Regions from separate parts of the Mus musculus genome. Here region 1 is linked to region 2. A link is a loop called in an ENCODE intact Hi-C map of the cell type or tissue named here. Cell type or tissue: heart. All regions are shown on one strand.

Region 1 (8,000 bases), 64 kb after region 2:
ATTCAATCAAAGACACGTTTCTCCCCACTGATGCCCACTGTTCTGTTTCCCTGGACTTCCTTTTAGGAAGGTGAGCCGTTTTCCTTTGATCTAGAGGGAGCATCCTGATAATGAATATGCTTTAGGGTGGGGCTAGAATGCAGGCAGTCTGTTTCAGACCCATGGCTTCTTCACCGGGCATTCCTTACCAAGGTATGCTTGCTTCCTTCTCTAGACTACTGTTCTCTTTCCTGACAAAAACAGAAGCCTGACTCAGACTTCTCTACACTGCAAAGCACAGTGTTAAATGGGTCTTTAATCCAAAAGGAGAAGAAAAACAAACAAAACAAACAAATAACCCCCCTCTTCCATGGGCTGTATTTTCAGTTTATTGCCCACATGGGGTCTGTGCAATGGACATGCTTACTCTTTACATGGATAAAAGCCAGCTTCACCTCAATCATTCAGCCCAATAGGTCCCCATTGGTCCCCAAAAGCTCTGATCTTGTCCATCTATGGTGTCTTTGTGCATTTGTTTTTGCCTTTGCTTCTCTAGCTACAGGGTTACTGAATGTCTCAGGGCTCCCTATCAGTTGGCAAAGAGTTGTAATACTCCATATGGGTAGTGGAGAGTTGTTAGTAATTCATTCTTTATAAGCCATTAAATTGTTTTACAGAAATTACGGTAAGTTCGAGTAGTGGTTACGGGTAATTACGGGTTTAGTAACAATGAGAAGCCGCTACTATCCCATAAGTCTGACATGGGACTGGAACGAGTTTTACCAGGTTCTAACAATAATATTGACCTTTGGGAGTAGAATCCCCCAACACTGGGCACGGTGGCATCAGAGTGCTGGAGAATAAATATTCACTGCTCCCTCACCTCTGCTCTCCATAGCACCCCCATCTTCACCCACTCTGAACCAGTACTAAGGTAGAAAGCTGGAGTACTGACAGCAATCCTAAGAACATCTTCTGGAGTCAAAGCAGAGTGAAGGAGATAGTAAGTCAGTCTGGAGGAACAAAGGAAGATGCCTAGCAAAGTTGTAAAACCCAACACTTTTACTTTTTTTATTTTTGAAAGTTTCAATAATGTTCTAAGCTAATGTAAGGATTATACCAGTTGAGTCACCTCATTTTTGCCTCTTGGCTTTAGCTTTAACTATGCATTTGTCTCTTAAGCCACTAGCTTTTCTAAACTCAGGAACAACCCCCCCCCCCATAACTTTTGCTAATGTAATCGGCAGCCGTCCTTTTTCTTCAAAACACTTCTTACATATCTCTGTTCTTTCTGACTTTCTCTCAGAGAAGGGAATGGAACACCTTAATTCGACGATGGGGAAATGTTAATCCAATCATGAGAATTTAAGAGCAAGAACATTAAAATAAAGTTTCGGGAAGTAGTACTTACCGAGGAGTTGAAACCTGAAGCAGCTGTAAATTAGGTCATTAGGAATTAGCAGGACCAAAGTCCCGGTGGTTGCAATATGCTTTTGCTGGCTTCCAATTACTCCTATTAATGGGGAATGTTTTTGCACAGCACAAAAGCATCCATGACTAGGCATAAAACGTGTATGAATCTAACACCCAAATAGAATTCTAAGTGTGATACCACCAAAGCTCTGCATAGAGTGGGAGAGAGGATGAGGATGCTGGAGAGTGAGGCTGCCGAGTCTTCTATTCTGTCTCTGAATGGATAGATTAACATGGATGAAAATATAGACTGAGATACATAAAGCAAAGGTTAGCACTCTAAAGGTGGACATAAAACATTGTTTTGCAGTGTTGGGGTTCAAATGTAGGTCTCACATGTGATAGGCAAGCACCATTACTGAGTCCTGCCCCTATGGCTTGCAATGTCTCTTACAGTGTTTGACTGTCGCTTGCTTGCTTGCTTTGATGACTCACATATTTTGAAACTAGACAGAGGAAGAAAAGAATTTTTAAAAATTGCATTATGAAGTAAAAATCAGAAGATGAGCAGGGTGTGGTAAGCACAAGCCTTTTATCTCAACATCCAGGAGGAGGAGGGAGAGGAGAGTGGGGAGGAGAAAAGGGAGGAGGAGGGAGAGGAGGAGGGGGAAGGAGAGGAGGGCAGATTGAAGTTCAGGGCCAGCCTGGATTACACAGCAGGTCCATGGCAGAAAGAAAGATTTCTCAGAAGAAAAATATACACCAAGGAAACAATAAGATTCTTCATTCCATCTTGGATTTCTCATTCAGTTGCCTCCCTGTGAAGTTGTCTCACATAAACTTTCCGGTGTCTAAGCCTTTCCATTCCCACACCCTCCTTTGGTGCCCTCCACCTATATTAGTGTGCTGGTTCTAACACAAACTATCCCACACCAGGCTTATCCAAGAAACCAGAACTCTGTAGGCATAACATTACACCTCTCCTTAGAAGCCTTTGGAGGCTCCCTGGTGTTGTTTGTTTGTTTGTTTTTATTATCTACCCTTTTTACCTGGTTTTTGAGAACTTCTACCGTGTAATGCTTTTTAATTTCAACATAGGTGATTTCATCAAGACGTGTATTTTTATATAAAAAACATTGCAAACATTTCTGCAATCGAGTGCATCTTACAATAGACTCATGTCATCTTTTTTAGGTTCATCTTAGCTACAGGATCCCTCAGTTACAGAAACAGGACTTTTTGCCACCCAAAGGCTCACTCTTTCACAACTCCATTTTTTCCATCTATCTACTTCATTCTCCCTGCCTCCCCTTCCTAGCTTGGTCTGTGAAAACCCAGCCTATCTTTAAGGTGCAGCCCAGAGGGGCTGCTTCAAAGAAAGCTTCGCTCACCTGGCAGCTGAGCACCAGCCTCTGAGGACCCAGGGCTATTGTAACTCTGGCAGCTGGTGTCTTATACTTTCTTTCAGTTTAATACTTATGCATTTGTTTGGCCTGTTCTCTTAAGAGCCCTGAAGATTGCTTGAAGACTCTTAAGATTGCAACTGAAACTGTAGGATTCAATGAAAAACATGTTTGTTTCTTAATACAAACTGAAGATATTTTGAACAGGTTCTTTGCCTGCTTGCTTGCTTTAAATCTAAGCACTATTTCTGAGCTCAAGAAGAATCCTGCTCAGAGCTGCCACCTTAAGGTAGCCAGAGCCTCAGCAATGAGGCGATGTAAGGCAGTAGGAAGGAGGGAAGCTCTCCTGAAGCTCCTTTGGGAATGAGGGTGGGGGCCACAGGAGTGGCTGCTCTAGGGCAGGCAGCTTTCCCTGGGTTCTAGGAGTGGTTGTGGGAAAGGTCAAGAAAAGCATACTATTTAGATGGCCAGCCCTGTCTGCTAGACATGAATCACTGTGAAGTCTTGGGCTAGTGAGGCCAAACGAAGTAATAACTTCCCTTGGGAACTCCAGACTGGACTGGAAGTTGAAAACAGGTCTCCACAGGCGCTTATGAGGATGCACCAAATGTGACCCAGACTTGTCACAGCCTGGAAAAAGAGAGCCATGCACGAAAAGCATTGCATGTAGCAGCTTCTTCATCAGAGCTAATGTGGAACACCCTGCATAAGTCACATATACACAATTCTTTCCTGAAGTGGTGCATCCGAACCCCTCCCCGCCTTTTCTTCTTAGCAAAGTTGTACGTCCACTGAAAATAAAATCTACTCAAGTGTCCTCTTGCTATTGCCAGGCCATTCTGGGACTAAATTTAATGAGTTGTAAACCACACCCACGCCTTTTATCCCAGCACTTGGAAGGCAGAGGCAGGTAGATCTCAGTGAGCTTGAGGCTCAGCCTGGTCTACAGAGTGAGTTCCAGAACAACCCAGCCCAAGGTCTTTACACGGAGATAGGAGGAGGGGTGGAGAGAGGAATGATTTATAATTTGTTGCAGACAAATGACATTTTCTGTAAGGGCATTCAGGTACTCAACTTGACTTTCTATGCATACCATCTCTTTATAGACATTCTGGAGGGAGTAGATCTGAGAAGTTGGAGGTTCCTGCCTGAGTCAAGCACTCTATCATCTGCCTAGTACTCACTAATGGGTCTGAAGCTCATTTTCTTCTGAGGCAAAATGGTCCTCATCATAGATCTATCTGGACATGTCCTTTGAGAGCTGGTTACTCTCTTCACCTTTCACAACAGAAAGCCCTGCACAAAGGTCATATTGTTGATCTTATTTTACTCAAATAATTTTGTCTTAAAAAACATTGTCCTCATTAAATTAGCATAAATATTTATTATGGAAATTGTAGGAAGTATAGAAAAATATAAGGAAGTAACTATTGTAACTGCTTAGAGGTACTATTATTAACATTATAGTATGTTTATTTAGCCTTGCAATAATTTCTCTTTGTATAGCTGTACTGGCTAGTTTTGTGTCAACTTGACACAGCTGGAGTTATCACAGAAAAAGCTTCAGTTGAAGAAATGCCTCCATGAGATCCAACTGTAAGTCATTTTCTCAATTAGTGATCAAGGGGGAAAGGCCCCTTGTGGGTGGGACCATCTCTGGGCTTATAGTCTTGGTTCTATAGGAGAGCAGGCTGAGCAAGCCAGGAAAAGCAAGCCAGTAAAGAACATCCCTCCATGGCCTCTGCATCAGCTCCTGCTTCCTGACCTGCTTGAGTTCCAGTCCTGACTTCCTTTGGTGATGAACAGCAACATGGAAGTATAAGCCAAATAAACCCTTTCCTCCCCAACTTGCTTCTTGGTCATGATGTTTGTGCAGGAATAGAAACCCTGACTAAGACATATAGCTATATAATCTTTTAAATGTTTGTTATTGAATGGGAATTCAACTTTTCAAGCTATTTTATTTTAGTTGTTAATGTGTATGTGGTATGTGTGAGTACGTGAATGCATGTTTGCTTGTACAGGAACACATGTATATATAGATACACATCTGTGTGTCTCATGTTTAACCTGTTTTTAAAGTCTATTTGTCTTCCACAATAGTAAATGATTAACATTTGTTTTGATATGTAAGAGCCACAGAGTGAGCTCTGATGTTAGCTCATCTGCATTTGAATTTTGAGTGTCATTTGGCCCTTGGACATGTCCTTTGATTGAAATAATTACTTTACAGATTCCTCAATTGTAAAGTTGGGGCCACTAATAATTCCTATTTCATACAGTTGTGAGTTATCCAAGGGAGCAGTTGCCACGTGCTCACAGTAGTGCTTGGCTGAGAGGAAGGGCTTTGAAGGGTTAGCAACAGTTATGATTTTTTTTTAACATTCTTTTAAAGACTAGATAGAATTCCATTGTTTGGATGGAGCACAGTGCAGGCATTGTTGGATAGTTTTAAGAGATGTAAGATGCTTCTTTTTGGTGGATAAACACTAGTGAGACAAATATTCTTTTCCATTGTGTTTGTGTGTTGATTTTATTGTGCATATTTAACATATACAATGTGCTATAGAATAATATATACATATAATAAAATGGGTATTATAGTGAAAAGAATTTAGCATAGTCATTGCCCAACAGTTATTCATTCACCTTTCCCTACCCCATGTCAAGAGAGGCCATAATCACTTAGTAAGATCTCTGAATACAATACCCTGTTATTAATTACTGTTATTCTCCATCTTTCTCTTTGTTTGTCTTATAACTCCAGAGGCCTGTTTTGTATTCTGGACCCATGTCTCTTCACTTCTTTCCCCCCTCTCCACCCTGGTAGCCACCATCACTCTCTCCCTCTGTGTGGTTGTCATTTCGCTTTAGACTTCATATATAAATGAAATATGATATTTGTTTTCTTTCTTGGCTTATCTTATTTTGCATAATGTCCTCCAGGTTCTTCAATATTGTGGCAACTGGCAGAAACCTCTTCTTTTCTTGGCTGAGTAACATTCCATTGTATAAATTAATTACAGCTTCGTTTTGTCTTTTAACATTGACAGGCAGGTTGTTTCTGTTCCCCAGCTGTGGTAAGTAGACTGCAGTGAACATAGCGGTTGGGATAGACATCTGTGCTTCCCCACTGTGTGTCTGTCATGGCAGCATGCTGTGGAGGAAGACAGTGCTGGGAGGTGAGGGAGATGCGTTTTACTTTAGTGGTTTTGAGCTTCTCGTAGCCTGCAAAGCTGATAATCAGAAATTATTTATATTTTCTGGTACCATACAATCAAATATTCAGTGTTTCTTTCTAGGTTGTATCACTAGTAAGCCTATCTTCAGATTCCGGTCACAGAAATGTTCTTCACCAATATCTGCCATAGAGTGACCCACCCTGATGGCTTGGCCTGAGAGGAGCTTGAGTAGATTCTCTGAGTCCTGGAGTCACTGTATTTTCCAGACTGGTGCTGATGAAGGTAGAGAGGAGCAGAAGCCCTTGGGGTTCTGGGTCCTGTCTGTAGTTAAGAGAATGATTGTTTTACATTCTGGTATCCTTCCTATAAATGGAGAGACCTGGAAGATGATGTGGCTACATGGAAAACCTTAAGCAACAAACAGCTGTAGGATTTCATTTAGCAAGCTCGAATCTGCAGCTGGTGACTGAGACTGACCCTTCTGAGGATGACTGCAGTATTTGTCTGTGTTCTTGCTTTTATCTCTTTGAGCTGTTCTCTGTCTTTCATAAGTTGACTTGTTGTTTCGGGAAATATTTAAAAAGTCAACCCGCCATCTCTCCTGCCCCACTGGTCCGTGTTCCCAGTGGGCTACAACACTATGTCCTGGCGGGGCCCAGCTCGGTGTGTTCTCACGTGGAGCTACTACTCTCTTCCAGCTAGCTAATTCATCTCTCTTCTATGCAATGCTCCCTCCACCCCCACGATCAGCCATCTCAACACCTAGTTACCCAGTAGAAACATGACTCTTAAAGCTTAATTACCCAATCAGATTTATATAACAATAAGATAACAATTTACAAGATGCCCATACAATAATTTCATAGCCAATTGATAAAGATAAAGCTATAGCCTAATTATTCTAACTTTGTGAACATCTTAGCTACTTGTGGCTGTTTAAACCCACGTGGGCTCAGGATCATCTTAGTCTGCCTCCATGTTGGCTTCTCCCTGTCCCCCAAACTCCTAGCTCCGCTTCCCTTTTCCTGTCCAATCACAGGCCTTGCCACTGCCCTAATGTGATTGGACAGAGAAACTTTTGAATAGATTTTTACGTTTTATTGAAATCTTACATGAACAAGAAGTTGGAAATACAATCACATCCAAGAACAAATTGTCATGGCTTTGATGTTTAAGCCAAACAAATTTTGTAGGGCAGATTTCAAAAAGGTGTGGTTATAACAACTTACAAACACAGTTAACCTGCTTCTAGGAATGCAAAACATACAGTCATAGGTTATTTTCAATACAAGGAAACTTAAGTCTGCTTTAATTTCTTAAAACTACTAAGACAAAGCACTGGCTTGTAGTTTTATTTACAGCATACTTCATATTCCTATGTAACCTGTTCCAAATTAAAAAAAAAAAAAAACCAAAACCAAAACCAAAACAATAAAAAAAAAACAGAACTGTCCTTTGCAAAACCATGCTTTAACAGTTTGTTCTGAAGCTAAGATGAAGCTTGGAACGATAAAAGCATTGTAACCCCAGAATAAGGGAACTCTGCAAGCCCAATAATGCCCAAGAGCATTTAGAAAAGAAGAAAAATAAGAAGCCTTGAGTATATACACAATAGTGACTTCTTCAGATGAATATAAATGGCAGCAAACTGCTATTTAAAGATGAAACAGTTACGCCAATTTTGTTTGAAGAATGTAGATCTAGAGCCAATTGGATCTTGACAGAATCATTTTCAAACTCTCATTTATTTCCACTGTTGCCCATAAGCATCCTGATAAAATTCCTGATTGTCATTATTGTAACCATAGTTACCAAAATAGTCACCACCTTGCTGAAGCAGCTGCTGAATGATGGGCTGGGAACCCCAGTTCTTTTGGTTGTTGGTCTGACATTTGGAATCAGGCTGGTTGTACCCATCTGCCTTTCTCTGGCCTCCTGCATTGCCCCCTCGATTGCCCCTAGCTCCAGAGAACCACGGCCTCTCTTCTGTTGTGCAGGACCCCCTCTGCCACCCCTTGAGCCT
Region 2 (8,000 bases):
GGCCACAAATATTTTTTAAGGAATGCAGATGTATTTATATGGCTTTCCTTGAAATATAATATTATATTAAATATATACTATATATTTAAGAATAGTTTTTAAGAATAAGGGATATTTTTACACAGCTTAGATAGATAATGGCATATTTAAAGTTGCGAAAATACTTCTAGAATTACAGTTTTAATCAAATAACCTAGCCTTAGCTGGATGGCTATACAGCCATCAGTCTCTTCACCATTTATAAGTTTCCAAACATTTAGGAAGACAGTTCTCACAACTTTTTAAAAGAAAATTTCCAAAGGGCTTCTGTTGACAAACCTAGCAACACCCCACAACTGCTGCTGATGCTACCCCAAATGTGACGTAGGAAAGAGGCAGTGTTCATTTATGTAGAAAAGTGGAGGCACTGAATAAGACAGCGGCAGAACAAGACAGTTTCATAGGTAGGCAAAAGAACACAGCAGCTCATATCATGTTTGGTCAAAGTACGACTAGGCTCCTGAGGGACAGACTTAGGCAGATATGCAGAACTTATGCCTTTATTGGCCCAGTAATTCTATACAGGCAACTCACCTCTCTAACAGTAGTAAGTGTTTTTACTAACCATAAATTTCCAACTAGCTTCTTATGATCTAAGTGGCTGAGGAAGAAGAAACCCAGCATTCTTATAAAAGTAGTGCTTGGATTTGGAGTCAGACCAAGTGGAGCAGCCTTACGTTTCATCATCACCCAAAAAGAATGATCCCCAATGTTCATAACACCAGATCTACAGAGTCCTGAGTACCTACTATAAGGGAAAAATAAATATAGTGAAAGGCATACAATGAACATTCAAAAAAAAAAGTTGTTAACCGACTGTTTAAACTGTAACTTGTATTTATCCCCTATGCTATCCAAGCTTAACCTTGCCCTCCCCTCTCCTCAGCTCCTGTTTAGTAATTTTCTTTAAAAGATATAAACTTTCAAGTAACCAGACTGAATATTAAATCTGAATACGAAAATAAAAAACTATGTGTATTTCTGTTGATGGCGTATGGGTAGCAATGCTATCTAAAAGTCATCATTATTTTAGAAAAGAGTAGAAGATAATGGCCACACATTATCTACCCAGTTCAGTCACTTAGTACAGCACCCCATTTAAACTTCTCAATGACCCTGCGGCATAGGCACTGAGACCCAGTGGAGAAGGCAGGGACAGGAGATGGATTCCAATGCCTCTCCCATACTAAGCATGCGTGTCATCACTAAATTATACTCTCAGTCCAATTTCCAAACTCTACCCAGGTAGAACCTAAAGTTCAGAAAAGTGTCTAAAAATCCCTTTTTTTAACAAGAGTCAAATCGAAGTCCATACCCTTTCGTATTTCTCAGTATTTATGTAATTTAAGATAGGTCATAAAAACCTACAGCCGAAAACATACGGTAAGCTAACCTACTGAAAAAGCATATAGAACATTTTAGGTTGTGGGCATTTGTTGCCTGTGACAAAATCTACTTTCAAGACACTGTGTTTTTCCCAGGGACATATTATCTTTGTCTATAGAAAATGGTAATCTATTTGGAGACTAGGCCATTCCTAAAATTTTAACCTAAAAAGCAACGGAAGTTGTTGGAAAGGACAGGAGCTGAACACAACTCAGGATTTCCAGGACTTCTCCCCAGCTCATCTCTGGGCATCTTCATCAGCTGTAAAGTACTCCTTAGGGCTCAGAAGCTTAAACGAGGCGACTTGAAATAGCTATGGCCTGGCACTGGTTAGCACTTTCCCGTGAAGCAGCACAGGCCGTGTACCAGCCAGTGGGAAGAAGCCTCAGCAACTTCTGGGGGAGGGGAGGGTCAGCACTGGACTGCTTTTAAAAAGAGAGAACACAGAAGTTTCCAACTCTTATACTTGAAAACTGATATGCGTAGACAACTCTGACATTAGCCAATTAGTTTTCTCATTTCTAACAGTAACCACGATAAGCACTTAGAGCTCACACTTAAACACAACAATGGCGCAATGATACATTCCAGGACTGAGTTAAACATATTTGGAGTATCATCTTTTTGTACAAAACTGCCTGCTTAAATCAAATGTGTCGTCTTGAATTGCATCATGGAGATAGGAATCAGACTGAGCTTATAGCTTAGTTAATGCAAACACGTTAATTTCTTCATTTTGACACTTGTGCAGTATTTTGAAAACTGTAGAAGTACTTTAAAATAATGGGCTTTTAAAAAGTGGGTAGCAATGTCCACAGCCACCTGTGTCTTCTCGATTTAGAAACCTCTAGCTTCATGTCAACTGTAACACCAACTTCAAACATAATGGCAAAATGACATTTCTGAGCTTAGTGCTGAAGGCAGACAGGCATAACGGTCCCATCTGTTTCCATAATAATGAAGGCAGATTCCTTTAATCTAATATGAAAAACTTAAGAGTTAGTAAAGTGGGGCATAAGCCTGTATGGCATTTTCATTTCCAGGGTCAAATGATGGACATCCCTAGCATAACTTTAAAAGGAAAGGGGAAAGGTGCATGGACAGTCACTGAGGATCACGTGAAGCGGTTGCAAACTTTACTGCATGTATTAAGCAAGATGGCTGAAGCTTTCACACACTGGGGTCTGGAAGGAAAGGCTTCTTATAGGCAAACTCTATACAGTTTTGTGACAGAAGTTTAAGGCAGCACCCAATTGCAATACTACAGCTTGGTTGAGGGGTATTTGCTAAATGCATTATTTACACATATACAGATTTGAATGGTAATTTTCAAATTTAAAGAAAGCATAATCTTTCTATATTAAAAAAGAAAAAGCTAAGAGCACTGCAGCAAAGTCATTTCTCTGACTGGTATGACCTCCAGTGTCTACAAACTACTGATTTCGCAATAAATTACTCTGAGACTCAATCCACGTACACACAGAAAAGAAGTGGAGAGCTTCCTACTAGTCTTGACAAACGCATCTGCCTGTCCCTAGCCCTCTGGGTTTCCTTGTCCCACAAAGATAACTAACTTATCATCGAGTGCAAGAAGGGAACAAGAATTAATCAGCAGTCAAAAATCCTGTTTTGATTTTTACAATTACTATCCACGATGTCAGAATACTATTAAAACTGATTTTAGAAGGTAGAAATAACCCCTGCAGGGCGCAGAGGCATACAAACACGTATATGAAATGCCAACCCAATAAGTGGCGCAAAGCAGCTTAAATACCAATTTAACCAAAAAGGTCTGGCAAACGGTATCACAAATGAACACTTCCAGTTACAAACTACCCACTTACTTAGAGACTACCAATATTCAAAATCGGACGAAGCAGCCAAGAGACAGAAAGCAAAATGTCTTACCTTGTACAAATCTCGACATTTTAGGATCTTATTAAAATAATCTGGCTTATAATTTTCAATTTCTAGAATCTACGTTGTAAGGAAGGTCTCTCTCCCTTCCCTGCAACCGAAGTGTTCTTTCTCCTCCGATGTTTAACTACTTAAAGAAGAATTCGGGGGGAAAAAAAATCAAAACTAGTCTTTAAAAAGAAAAATCCTGAAGACGGAAAACTTGGTGGGACCGACTCAGCTTGGGAGGGAACTCCAGGCTACTCAGCGATCCCGACACCAACAGGGGACGACTGGAGACTCCGGAAAAGGTAAAACCAGACGAACTTAAATTTCATCAATGGAGAGGCGGACCTAGAGCCGCTTCACCGCCCTCCGGTCTCCACGCCCTCTAGGGCAGGACTGCCGCAGGCCCCCGGCCGCACCCCGAGGCCCCTCGCCGGCGGCCGTCCAGCGGCGAGCTGCTGGCGCCCCGTGTAGATCGGGAGGCGGGGAGGCCGGCGAAGGGGCAACGCAACCTTTTCTCCAGCCCATAAATAGCCGGGACTCGGAGATGCTGCGAATTCCGCACTCGGGCAGACAGCTGCCCGCGGCCTCCACTGGCCGCCCTCCCCTACGCAGCCGCTCCACACCAGGGCCCGGCTCGCCCCCTCCCTGCCCCCCGGGCCTGGCCGCCCAGACCCCCCGGGAGGCCTGGCCCTCCCTGACACGCCCTCGCCCGCCCGCCCGCCCGCCCCCTACTCTTCCACGCCCCACTGTCGGCCCCCGGCCACGCCTTTCGGAGCAGGACCCCACAAGGAGGTCGCTCGGAGCCCGGCCCGCCCCTTAAGCGACACCCACCTTCCTATTCCCTCGAGGGCTGAGAAGTTGGGGGCCTGGAATCAGGTCTCGCACGCTGCACGAGCGTGGCCGAGGCGACCTCCCCTCCGCTCCCGTCACACGCAAACACCTGGAGCCTGGCGCCAGCGTGCGCAGCCCCTGACCCTCCAGCCCGCCGCCTCCGGACACCGGAGCCCCCACTTTCGCCACACACCTCCCCTCCCCCTCCTTCCCCCCTCCCAATGCGGAAATGTCCCTACTGCTCAGAGCGACAGGCACAGCCGCCAGTCCGGAGCCGAAGTTTGCCTAAGGACCTGGCCAATGAGACACGCGGAGGTGGCAGGGGGCGGGGCGTTCGAGGCCCGAGGGAGGCGGGCGCAGAAGCGAAGGCGGGAATCCCACGCGTGGGAGCTGCACAGGCAGCAGCACGGTGCCAAGCACGTCTGTCTCTGCTTGCTGTTTGCAGATGCCACGAGCGTGTGAGAAAACCGAAGCGTGTGCTTGTGTTTGCACTCCACCAGAATTTGCCCGTTGAGGAAACCTTGAACTCCCCTTCCTCAGGGACACCAGGCTCTTCTCAAGAGGACCCAAAGGCTCTGCCACCAATTAGGGTTTGAGGAGGGTTAAGGCAACCTTTTCAGAATCAAGTAAAGGGATGGGATGTGTGTGGCTCACCAACAGGAGGAGGGCCTGGGGGCGTCGAAGGGAATGCCAAATAAAGGCTCTCCAGAAAGAGCCATCACTATTCGCCTTGCCTCGAATCCCACTCCTGGGCACGTTTGTGCTGGAATTGGGCGTTTACTTTTCTAGCCAAAGTGAAAATGACTTATTATCCTTAAGATGCTGATGATAGATCTTGAAGTCTCCAAAAGAAAGATGAAGTTAAAAGCCAGAACGTTGGCACCCGTCTGGGGACTCCCTGAGGTGTGCCCAATCACAGCTAGTCTTGCCAACCATTTAAGCCTGTAAGACTGCCTGTCTTCTTTAACATTCTCGCGTTACCCTACTTGGTTTGTCAGTTCTGTAACCAAGCACTTCCAGAAGGGTTTGAAATGTACAACATTATTCAGCCAAGGTAAATGAGAATTTCTAAATTATTCTCTAGAAAAGAGAGAGCTTTCATTATTCAGTCCTTTGGGTTCATATGGAAATGTTATTAAACAACACAGGAAAAGATAGTGTTCATGTTGCTTATGTAGAATCCAAAAACCTTAGGCATCCAAATATCTCAGCTAAGAAAATAACTTTCTCCAAATGAAAAAAATTTCTAAAATAACAAATGACGTCAGTTTAATAACGACACTTGCTCTGGAGTTTTTGCTTAGACTCTACATCCTCTCTGAACAGTAGAGAAATTGTTCCAGCAGTGAATGAACTATATTTATCAGTCAGTGTAAGCACTAAAACAGAACCAAAGACCTGGGGCTCCTCATGTAAGTCAGCCTGCAAAAACTTACGTGCAACAAGGAATCTTTAACTTTCCCAGGCTTATTATATAATAGAATGGCCAGTTATTTTTGACTTCCACAGAAGATTAACAAGGGGAGAAACGATCTTTAAATCTAGCAAAAACATTTGGTAGTTCCTAAGAATTGGCATCTTGATTTATGATTGAGTAACTACTGACACAAAGGACACAAAGAATGTTGGGCATTCACTACTTTAAAACAAGTCCCCAGAAAGTAAACCATTACCCATCTTCCGTGGTTAACTTTATAGTGAGGGGCTGACTCTTGGCCAGAAGCACCAGAGAAACCACATTTCTAAATGCTATGTTTATATAGTGCCTTGCAAATGAAATTTCTTTAGAGAGGGGCTTGAATTTAAATTCCAGATCTTCAGATAGAGTATCTCACTCCTTAAGAATGAGGAAAATAGCTCAGCTGACAAATCACGGGATAGGGATGTAAAACCTGAGGCTCTTCAGGACCATAAACCAATTGTTTGTTTCTCTCTTTACATTCAGCTCTCTCTCTCTCTCTCTCTCTCTCTCTCTCTCTCTCTCTCTCTCTCACACACACACACACACACACACACACCTGGGGGTGGGGATAGCCATGGGATGGGGTCGGAATGGGGAGTCTCTTCTGTTTGATTTTTTTCTTTTAAGAATTTTTATTTTACGTGTATTGAGTGCGCCATGTTTGTGTCTGGTGCCTGTAGAGGCCAGAAGAGGTCATGGGATCCCCTAGACCTGGAATTAAAGAAGGTTATGAATCACTCTGTGCTAGGAACCCAACCAAGGTACTCTGTAAGAGCTAGTGCTCTTAACTACTAAGGCATCTCTGCAGACCCTGACCACTTTTCCCCCAAGTCAGATTACAGATAAAGAGGTCAGGTGAGGTAACAAACAGAATAGACACCTGGACGCCAGTTTCTGGTGAGCTGTGCTGTCCCCCAAGGGCCACAGAAGTCCTGCCTCTAATTTACTTCAGTCCATCTTCCTACTTCCCCATAGGAAAACAGAAAAACACACAAAACAAAGCAAAACTTTGTTTTAACTGGTCTTATGCCTTGTGAGCAAACCCACAGCCTCAGCCATGCTACTTAAGAACCCTGCCACTAGCCTCAGCCATAGCTCCTATACAATAACACTCTAACAACAACAAACCCAATGCCTGCTTCCTTGTTTTTGAGCATAATCTTTGCTGCCTCTTTAGATGTAGTGTTTGTCAGTATTTGCTACATGGAAAATATTCCATAAGTGTGTATTGAGTGATAGATTTGGTGTTGTTACATCTTTTCATTCACAGTATTGTATCCTGGTCTCTACTATACAAGAACCGTTAATTCATATTTAGAAGTAATGACTCTTAGTTTCTATGCTTTTCATCTAGAATATGAATGTGGGACGAAGTATGTAAGAGCAGCAAATACAACATCTTGATGATTTAATAAGCTGTATTAGCTGCTTACCATGAGCATTATCTAATAAGGGATATTAAGGTGAGGTTTTGTTGTTTTTAGTTGTTTGGGATTTTTTTTTTCTTGGTAATGGGGATTAAACCCATTGCCTGGCACACGATAGGCAAGCGCTCCATAATGGAGCAATATCCTCAGCCCTCAGGGTAATTTAGAAATTGTTAAAGTATTAAATAAGTATAAGATAAGCAGAGTGCGTGGTCTATTTTTATTTATTTTTGTCATTCCTTCCTTGTGCTCTTTATTAAAAAAAAAAAAACTAATGCAGCACAGTTTGTTATAAAGAAAACATGTTATAAAGAAAAATTCTATGTCATGCCTGAAGACTTGAGCCAAGAGTCTAGGCAACAATTAACCGCTGGACTCCTGCCTACACTCAATACTGGCTCCAGTCTATTCATCTGAGTCTTCGGCACCCACAGGAAAGAGGACAGGGGATTACTGTTAGCAGTTGCTAGTTACTGACTAGACTTAACAAGGAGGTATTTTTGAATCAAAATATAATTAGACTGGGTTAACTGGAAAAATATATCAAATTGTATCTATGAGATGAGCTACTAATGAGTGAGCAGTCTAAAAATGAATGTGGTTTCCAAATAGTTGAGGAAGAGAAAGACTTCATTCTTTCCTGTTGCCAAACAAGAAGTTTGCTGAAACAAGTTGAGAATTTAAATTGTGGCATGTTTGCTAGGCCCCGGCATAGTCTCACAAGAGACAGCTACATCTGGGTCCTTTCAGTAAAATCTTGCTAGTGTATGCAATGGTGTCAGCATTTGGAAGCTGATTATGGGGTGGATCCCTGGATATGGCAGTCTCTACATGGTCCATCCAAACACAGAAGTGGATGCTCACAGTCAGCTAATGGATGGATCACAGGGCTCCCAATGGAGGAGCTAGAGAAAGTACCCAAGGAGCTAAAGGGATCTTCAACCCTATAG

The links. Hi-C counts contacts between places; a loop is a spot of excess contacts. Peaks named below come from ENCODE experiments on the same cell type or tissue, not always from the same donor. Only the 100,000 strongest peaks of a DNase experiment are listed, where the experiment ranks them.
Region 1: it touches region 2 in a loop (2.3-fold over the local background); 8 of 42 quality-filtered maps call a loop at or near these places.

The regions. Positions count from the first base shown.
Region 1 is chr11:21,430,785-21,438,784 of GRCm38, forward strand. It overlaps the pseudogene Gm29812. Among named protein-coding and RNA genes, the nearest start is that of Ugp2, 64 kb to the left of the region's middle. In heart, a CTCF peak has its summit at 3,081; a DNase peak (open chromatin) is centred at 3,247.
Region 2 is chr11:21,366,854-21,374,853 of GRCm38, forward strand. Ugp2 (UDP-glucose pyrophosphorylase 2) reads right to left here and starts at 3,776. Exons shown (of 10, transcript NM_139297.6): 1 at 3,334-3,776. The coding sequence starts at 3,352. In heart, a CTCF peak has its summit at 3,700; DNase peaks (open chromatin) are centred at 3,948, 4,098 and 4,438; H3K4me3 peaks cover 3,996 bases; H3K27ac peaks cover 3,780 bases.